Regions from separate parts of the Homo sapiens genome. Here region 1 is linked to region 2. A link is an interaction called in ENCODE POLR2A ChIA-PET data of the cell type or tissue named here. Cell type or tissue: A673. All regions are shown on one strand.

Region 1 (4,000 bases), 270 kb before region 2:
GGAGGCCGAGGCAGGCAGATCACCTGAGGTCAGGAATTCAAGCCTAGCCTGCAAACATGATGAAATCTCATCTCTACTAAAAATACAAAAATTAGCCAGACGTGATGGTGGACACCTGTAATCCCAGCTACTTGGGAGGCAGAGGCAGGAGAATGGCTTGAACTGAACCCAGGAGGTGCAGGTTGCAGTGAGTCGAGATCACACCATTGCACTCTAGCCTGGGCAACAGAGTGAGTGAGAGTCCATCTCAAAAAAAAAAAAAATTAAAAATAGGCTGGGCGCAGTGGCTCACATGTGTAATCCCAGCACTGTGAGAGGTCGAGGTGGGCAGATCACTTGAGCTCAGGAGTTCCAGACCAGCCTGGGCAACATGACAAAACGCCGTCGCTACTGGTGCATGCCAGTAGTCCCCACTATTTGTAGGGCTGAGGCAGGAGGATCACTTGAGCCTGGGAAGTTGAGGCTGCAGTGAGCCATGATCGTGCCACCATACTCCAGCCTAGGCAACAAAGTGAGACCCTGTCTCAAAAAAAAAAAAAAAAGTTATAAAAAAAATTAAAAATAGTCTAAATTTTGCTAACCTACTTACATTCTGCCAAGACAAACTACAACTGAAGTAGTATTCATTTCTATACCAATTAAAGCATTCACCTTAAAAATAACAGAATATACACTAATACCAATTCTCCCAATGACCTAACCAATTCTGCTGAAAATTAGTTCTTAGAGGTCCTAGTGAACCACATACGGTAACTATATGACAGTCTGGTAGCTTGTATAAGCTATTTTTCTGTAGGAAGTGAAAAGATCTAGGTTGTAATAAAACATATACCTCAGTTCAGTAACCCAGTGTCAACATCTTATAAAGATTCCCAGGGTTAAATTATTTTATATGGCAAGTTTTTTTTTTTTTTTGAGATGGAGTATTTCTCTGTTGCCCAGGCTGGAGTGCAGTGACACGATCTTGGCTCTCTGCAACCTCCACCTCTCGGGTTCAAGTGATTCTCCCGCCTCAGCCTCCTGAGTAGCTGGGATTACAGGCGCATGCCATCACACCCAGCTGATTTTTGTATTTTTAGTAAAGACAGGGTTTCACCATGTTGGTCAGGCTGGCCTCAAACTTTTGACCTCGTGATCTACCTGCCTCAGCCTCCCAAAGTGCTGGGATTAAAGGCGTGAGCTACCGCACCTGGCCTTTTTTTTTTTTGAGATGGAGTTTCGCTCTTGTTGCCCAAGCTGGAGTGCAATGGTGCAATCTCGGCTCACTGCAACTCCGCCTCCCGGGTTTAAGTGATTCTCCTGCCTCAGCCTCCCAAGTAGCATTATGGGCATGTGCCACCACGCCCAGCTAATTTTGTACTTTTAGTAGAGACGGGGTTTATTTTTAGTAGAGACAAGGTTTCTCCATGTTTGTCAGGCTGGTCTCGAACTCCCGACCTCAGGTGATCCGCCCACCTTGGCCTCCCAATGTGCTTGGACTACAGGCGTGTGCCACTGCACCCGGACCTATATGGCAAGTTCTTAACAAAAGCCAAACATCAACTGGAGTCAAGAATCTTAAATGTTAATTTCCTATAACTGAATCTTTAAAGTGATGGTTACCATTCAAATATTGTAATTTAAACTATGCACTTAAAAGTAACAAATAGCCTACATACTTTCAGCTTTAAAAGAAAAAATATCCTCTAGTAAGAGGAGGCTCTTCAATTTTAAGGTTAACAAAAGGTTTCTGAGACTGTTCAGAACTGTGTTCTGTGAGTTCAAAATTCTTAGTTCCCTTTTTATATGTAAAAGGAGGAAAAAAATTAAAAATTTTTTTTTTGGGTAGAGACAGAGTCTCATTATGTTGCCTAGGCTGGTCTCAAACTCCTGGACTCAAGTGATCCTCCCACATTGGCCTCCCCAAAGTACAGGGATTACAGGCATGAGTCACCTCAACCAGCCAACTTTTTTTTTTTTTTAAAGTAAAAAAGCTAAGTTCCATAAGCTAAAAAAAGTTACGAGAAAATTTTCTGAGTGAATAATGCTTGGAGTTCAGAAGGCTGGGCAAGTCTTTAAAGACTCTAAAGACTCAGACTGAGTCTTTAAATTTAATACATAAAGTTGGCTTTATCTGCTGTTTAACTAGGGTAAGGTGCAGTCGTAAAAAAACTATACTGACAAAAACGAGATGACTAATAATTTTATTCATTTACAACAAACTAAGCTAATAACTTTTACACTAATTATGAAAGCCAGAAATGTTTCCAAAAACCATTTATACAAAATTTGTGTGTATCATCTGACCTCAGGATGACTACTTGCTGAACAAATTATGGCAGAAATATATTATTCTATTGCAAATACCTACTGGCCATAAAACAAAGTCATCTGTCCTCTATTTGGAATCAAAATGGTTAAATTAAGGCATAAGTATTAATAGTCAACACCAAAGTAACACAAATCTTGGTTCCCCACAAGTGTTTATTAATAATTTACTCTAACACTTACTTAATAGTGGTGGTCATACTCTGTGCTTGCTGCTGAGTGCCATTATTGATTGTGTTGGTGTTTTTCAGCTGGTTCATCTGTTGCTGTGTCTGTGTGCCCCCTCCTCCAGGGCCACCAGTGGGTTTCACAGGGCCTCTCAGCTGACCATTTTGACTGGACAGACCCATTATAACAGGGTTCTCTGTTCTGGCCGTGCTCATGCTGTTTTAATTGCAAAGGTCTTTCAAACTTCAAAACTTTTGAAAGTCAGTAGAGAAACTGTAATAACAGTTTATTAGGCTCTCCAAAATGAAGAGATAAATATAAGTCTTGCTCAATAAATGAGTCCTTTATTGCAATGCAGGCAAGCACCTGTAAGTCTCTGAACGGTAAGCAGCAGTAACTTGCTCTCTTGCACGGAATCAACTTTTTATTTTTAAAAAGCCCTCTAACAAGCTTGAGTTATATCTGAATTCACTCACGTCAATCTGAAACAAACAAACAAAATTAAATTAGCAAACACAACAGAAAAACTTTGTTTCCCTTTTAAAAGAACCCCTTTAAAAGAATTCTCATCTTTTATATTAAAGAATTAATAATACAGCTACACTTAGACCAAATCACGAGCCAAGCTAGGATAGACACAACTTTGAACTATCTCAAAAACACAATGAGGCCAATATCAAACATTTAAAATTGTTAATTCAAAGCAATCCAGAGATTAAGTAGAAAGAGACTAGTAAATTAGCACTACTCGTCAATGATAATCTCTTCTCTTCAGTTTCCTCCCCATGAATTCTCTAAGTCTCTGACATCTCTAAAAGTCAGTGATTCATTATACTTAATTGCATTACAACTCACTGAAGTATCACACAATTTAAACAAGACAATTCATTAATTTTCTTCTACTTGTAATAGCAACCGAGAGTCCTTATAGATTTAAGTGAGCTTTTGACTTGAACTTCACACTTCCAGAAAAAAACACCTTTGTGCCCTTACAAATTTCAACTATTAAACTTTATGGGCTGGGTGCTGGTGGCTCAGGCCTGTAATCGCAGCACTTTGAGAGGCCAATGCGGGCGATCTCTTGAGGTCAGGAGTTAGAGACCAGCCTGGACAACATAGCGAAACCCCATCTCTACTAAAAATACAAAATTTAGGCCGGGTGCAGTGGCTCATGCCTGTAATCCCAGCACTTTAGGAGGCCGAGGAAGGTGGATCATGAGGTCAGGAGTTCAGGATCAGCCTGGCCAAGATGGTGAAACCCTGTCTCTACTAAAAATACAAAAATTAGCCAGGCGTGGTGGCGAGCGCCTGTAATTCCAGCTACTTGGGAGGCTGAGGCAGAGAACTGCTTGAACCCAGGAGGCGGAGGTTGCAGTGAGCCAAGATTGTGCCACTGCACTCCAGCCTCAGCGACAGAGCCAGACTCCGTCTCAAAAACAAAAACAAACAAGAAAAAAAAAACAAAAAACAAAATTTAGCCGGGCATGGTGGTGCACACCTGTAATGGAGTCCCAGCTACTTGGGA
Region 2 (4,000 bases):
CACTATGACTAACACATTCACACTTGGAGCCCAGACTCCCTCGTTCCCCACCCTTAACACGGGGGCCACCCTCACTTATTCAAGACAATTTCCATGGGCACTCCAGGTTTGACAATGGCCACCTTCATGGACTCACTGCCCAGGTCCACAGACATCACTGCCAGTGTATCTGAAGGGAAAAGAGGTTTGTCAGTTAGCTCTCCCTTCGCCCACCTTCCTGGGACTCCCTCTAATCAAAGCATACCACTTTCCATGGGTAAACGAAGATGGCAAAAGACAAAAAGGCCTGGACCTAACAACTCAAGAGACTTCTGGCCAACAGCCCCAAGCTCAATTCCCATCATGCATCCTTCAGTCATCATTTATCCATTTGCTCCCTCTACTGGGGTACATACCACTCAGTGCCAACAGGTCTGCCAAGAGCACAGCCACCAAGGCCCAACAGACTCGCCTCCTCGGCCTCTGCCTCCTAACTTTGTCTGCCATAGTGCCCCTGGGGGAGGCGAAGAAAGAAAACACTTAAAACTGGATACCCGGAGTGAAGGAGACAGAATCACATCCCAGAACGGAGAGGCTGTAAGATTCATATCTACTTCATTCTTACCCAGGGCAGATCAGCCTACTTCTCCCCTTCTCCCTCCTGATGGGTACAAACCATTCTCTAATCATCCCAGCAGCGCCCACACAAAGGCCCAAGTGAAAGAGCATGGGTCCTCGGCTTTGCCACATCCCTAAACAGAGAAGCTAACAGGACAAGAGAAAGGAGACCCGAGCCTTTTGTCCACCACACAGGCAGTGAGTGGCGCACCGCAGCACTGTGCCTGTTGTCAGACACCTGGGGTGCGGCCAGGGATCCCCGCCCAGGGCTCAACCACCTCCCCACACCTGGAGCTCCCCCGCTGACGGGGAAAGCCAGCTGGGCCTGGACGGGAAGAGAAAGGTAATGACGTTGGGGGTAGCTAGGATGAAGGAAAGGCCTATCTCCTCCTCGGCATCCCTGCGGGTTGTCCCGCCCCCTCCCCTTTCCCAGCTCACTCCCCGGCCCCGCTGTGCCCACAGACGCAGTGCCAGGGGCGGTAAGGTTCCCCGCCCGGCGGGTAGCCGTTACCCGGTGTTCACCTAAACCCCACCTGACGAAGGCGGCGGCTCCCACTCCCGGAAACGGATCCCGGCCCGCCCCAGCAAGTGGGGACAGACCGGGGGCCGAGCTGCGTGCCCCCCGGTGCGAGGCCGAGCGCCCGGCGTCCGCGCGGCCCTCCCTTGCGCTCCCGACCCGCCCCCGGAGCTCGCACGCTGTCTCCCCTAGGAGGGGTGGCCGGCCCGCACCTCCATCCACCCCCGCTACCTCTTGCCTCCGCTCCTGCGGCCCCAGCTCTGGGACAGACGCGGCACGAACGTACCCACGAGGCCGGCAGCGCCCCCCACCCGCGCCCTTCACAACTCCTCTCGGTTTGCAAACTGTTACATTAGCCACCAACCTCTCGGCGGCGTCTCGCGCACCAGCCGGCCCCGGACGCGGCGCGCGCTCATTGGAGCCTCGGCCGCCCGGCCCTGCGCTGCGCGCCCGGCCCCGCCCCCGCCGCCCCGGCGCGCGTACTCATTGGACCACGTCCCAGGCCCCGCCCCCTCCCTTTGCCAGCCTTGTAATGGGGCGGCGGAGGGGACCAGCCACCGGTTGGGCAGAAGCAGCCGGCGTCGGCCTGGGATTGGACCACGTCACGGGGCCAGCGCGCTCCACTCCTTCCTCCCCAGCGCCGGCCCCGGGGCGACCGCGGGACCTTTTCCGGCGCTGGATGCTTTGCTGCCGGGGTTCGGGAGTGACCTGCGCCTAGAGCAGGTCGGGCGCACTGCAGTCCCGCACTCGGGGCTCTTCTTCCGGTCACCTGTAGAGCCCGGCCGAGGAATGGAATAACAGGCGTCCTGTCCGCAGCCCCGCGGAGGGGGCGCTGGCCTGCCGGTTAGTATTGAGGTGCCCTAGGCTTTGGATAGACGTTGGAGAATGGCTGTCCCTCGGACTGAGTCCGTCGCAACCCCCTCTGTTTTACTGAGGAAACTGAAGCCACAGAAAAAGATGTTTGCTGATGGGTCAGAGATAACCGATGCATTCGTCGCAGAATCTGGCCAGGATTTCTTAGGTTAAGCCCCACTCATTTGTATAAGAAAGAATATTCCAAACTTAAGTACTACACACAAAAGACACTTTTATTTGTGAGGCTATAGTTGGTTGAGCTTGTGTGCACCTTCTCCTATTTCTGTTCTATTAAATCTTGTGAACATTTCTCTACTCTTTAGCTGTTTCTGTCATAGAATGACAGAAGCACCTCACTGCCTTCTCTTTTAACTTACAGCTCCATAGAAATGTGCGCAGTCGCCCGGGCGCGGTGGCTCACGCCTGTAATCCCAGCATTTTGGGAGGCCAAGGCGGGCGAATCACTGGAGGTCAGGAGTTCGAGACCAGCCTGGCCAACATGGTGAAACCCCGTCTCTACCAAAACTACAAAAATTAGCCAGGCGTGGTGGCGGGTGCCTGTAATCCCAGCTACTCACGAGGCTGAGGCAGGAGAATTGCTTGAATCCGGGAGGCAGAGGTTGCTGTGAGCCCAGACTGCGCCACTGCACTCCAGCCTGGGCGACAACAGCGAGACTCCTTCTCGAAAAAGAAATGTACGCAGTCCTTGGAGACTGCATTTTCCTTAAGTGTGGATGGAAATAAGTCATCTGTTTTCTCTCCTACTAAGTTGATGCCTGGCCACCCTTCACAGAAAGGCCCGCTTGAAGACCCTGGCTGTCAGGGCCAGGGTTGTGTCAAGCCTGAACTTGTTTAAGGAGCTCTTAGCTCTTCCTTTCTCTACATTTTTCGTGATGCTTAGGTGGAGAGTGGTCCGGTGTCTATGCTTAGAAGGAAAAATTATTGGCAGTCCCAGAGAGAGTCTATTCTTCCTTTTTTTTTTTTTTTTTTTTTTATTGATCATTCTTGGGTGTTTCTGGCAGAGGGGGATTTGGCAGGGTCATAGGACAATAGTGGAGGGAAGGTCAGCAGATAAACAAGTGAACAAAGGTCTCTGGCTTTCCTAGGCAGAGGACCCTGCGGCCTTCCGCAGTGTTTGTGTCCCTGGGTACTTGAGATTAGGGAGTGGTGATGACTCCTAACGAGCATGCTGCCTTCAAGCATCTGTTTAACAAAGCACATCTTGCACCGCCCTTAATCCATTTAACCCTGAGTGGACACAGCACATGTTTCAGAGAGCACAGGGTTGGGGGTAAGGTCATAGATCAACAGCATCCCAAGGCAGAAGAATTTTTCTTAGTACAGAACAAAATGAAGTCTCCCATGTCTACTTCTTTCCACACAGACACAGCAACAATCCGATCTCTATCTTTTCCCCACCTTTCCCCCTTTTCTATTCCACAAAACCACCATTGTCATCATGGCCCGTTCTCAATGAGCTGTTGGGTACACCTCCTAGACGGGGTGGTGGCCGGGCAGAGGGGCTCCTCACCTCCCAGAAGGGGCGGCCGGGCAGAGGCGCCCCCCACCTCCCGGACGGGGCGGCGGCCGGGCGGAGGCGCCCCCCCACCTCCCTCCCGGACGGGGCGGCTGGCCGTGCGGGGGCTGGCCCCCCACCTCCCTCCCGGACGGGGCGGCTGGCGGGGTGGCTACGGCGGGGCAGAGGCGCTCCCCACATCTCAGATGATGGGCGGCCGGGCAGAGACGCTCCTCACTTCTTAGACGGGATGGCGGCCGGGAAGAGGCGCTCCTCACTTCCCAGACTGGGCAGCCGGGCAGAGGGGCTCCTCACATCCCAGACGATGGGCAGCCAGGCAGAGACGCTCCTCACTTCCCAGACGGGGTGGCGGCCGGGCAGAGGCTGCAATCTCGGCACTTTGGGAGGCCAAGGCAGGCGGCTGGGAGGTGGAGGTTGTAGCTAGCCGAGATCACGCCACTGCACTCCAGCCTGGGCAACATTGAGCACTGAGTGAACGAGACTCCGTCTGCAAT

What was found. Peaks named below come from ENCODE experiments on the same cell type or tissue, not always from the same donor. Only the 100,000 strongest peaks of a DNase experiment are listed, where the experiment ranks them.
Region 1: POLR2A ChIA-PET joins it to region 2 with 9 read pairs; 10 of 35 experiments call an interaction of 5 or more read pairs at or near these places.

What each region holds. Positions count from the first base shown.
Region 1 is chr11:118,783,562-118,787,561 of GRCh38, forward strand. DDX6 (DEAD-box helicase 6) reads right to left here. Exons shown (of 14, transcript NM_004397.6): 2 at 2,491-2,957. The coding sequence starts at 2,690. Among named protein-coding and RNA genes, the nearest start is that of DDX6, 5.6 kb to the right of the region's middle. In A673, no CTCF peak of the experiment used is centred here; a DNase peak (open chromatin) is centred at 1,920.
Region 2 is chr11:119,055,675-119,059,674 of GRCh38, forward strand. HYOU1 (hypoxia up-regulated 1) reads right to left here and starts at 1,531. Exons shown (of 26, transcript NM_006389.5): 1 at 1,346-1,531; 2 at 396-493; 3 at 76-169. The coding sequence starts at 486. RefSeq lists enhancers at 629-1,129, 1,130-1,629, 1,989-2,038 and silencers at 1,109-1,388, 1,479-1,758. In A673, CTCF peaks have their summits at 391 (motif pointing left), 1,408 and 2,000; DNase peaks (open chromatin) are centred at 387, 1,047 and 1,557; H3K4me3 peaks cover 2,558 bases; H3K27ac peaks cover 2,333 bases.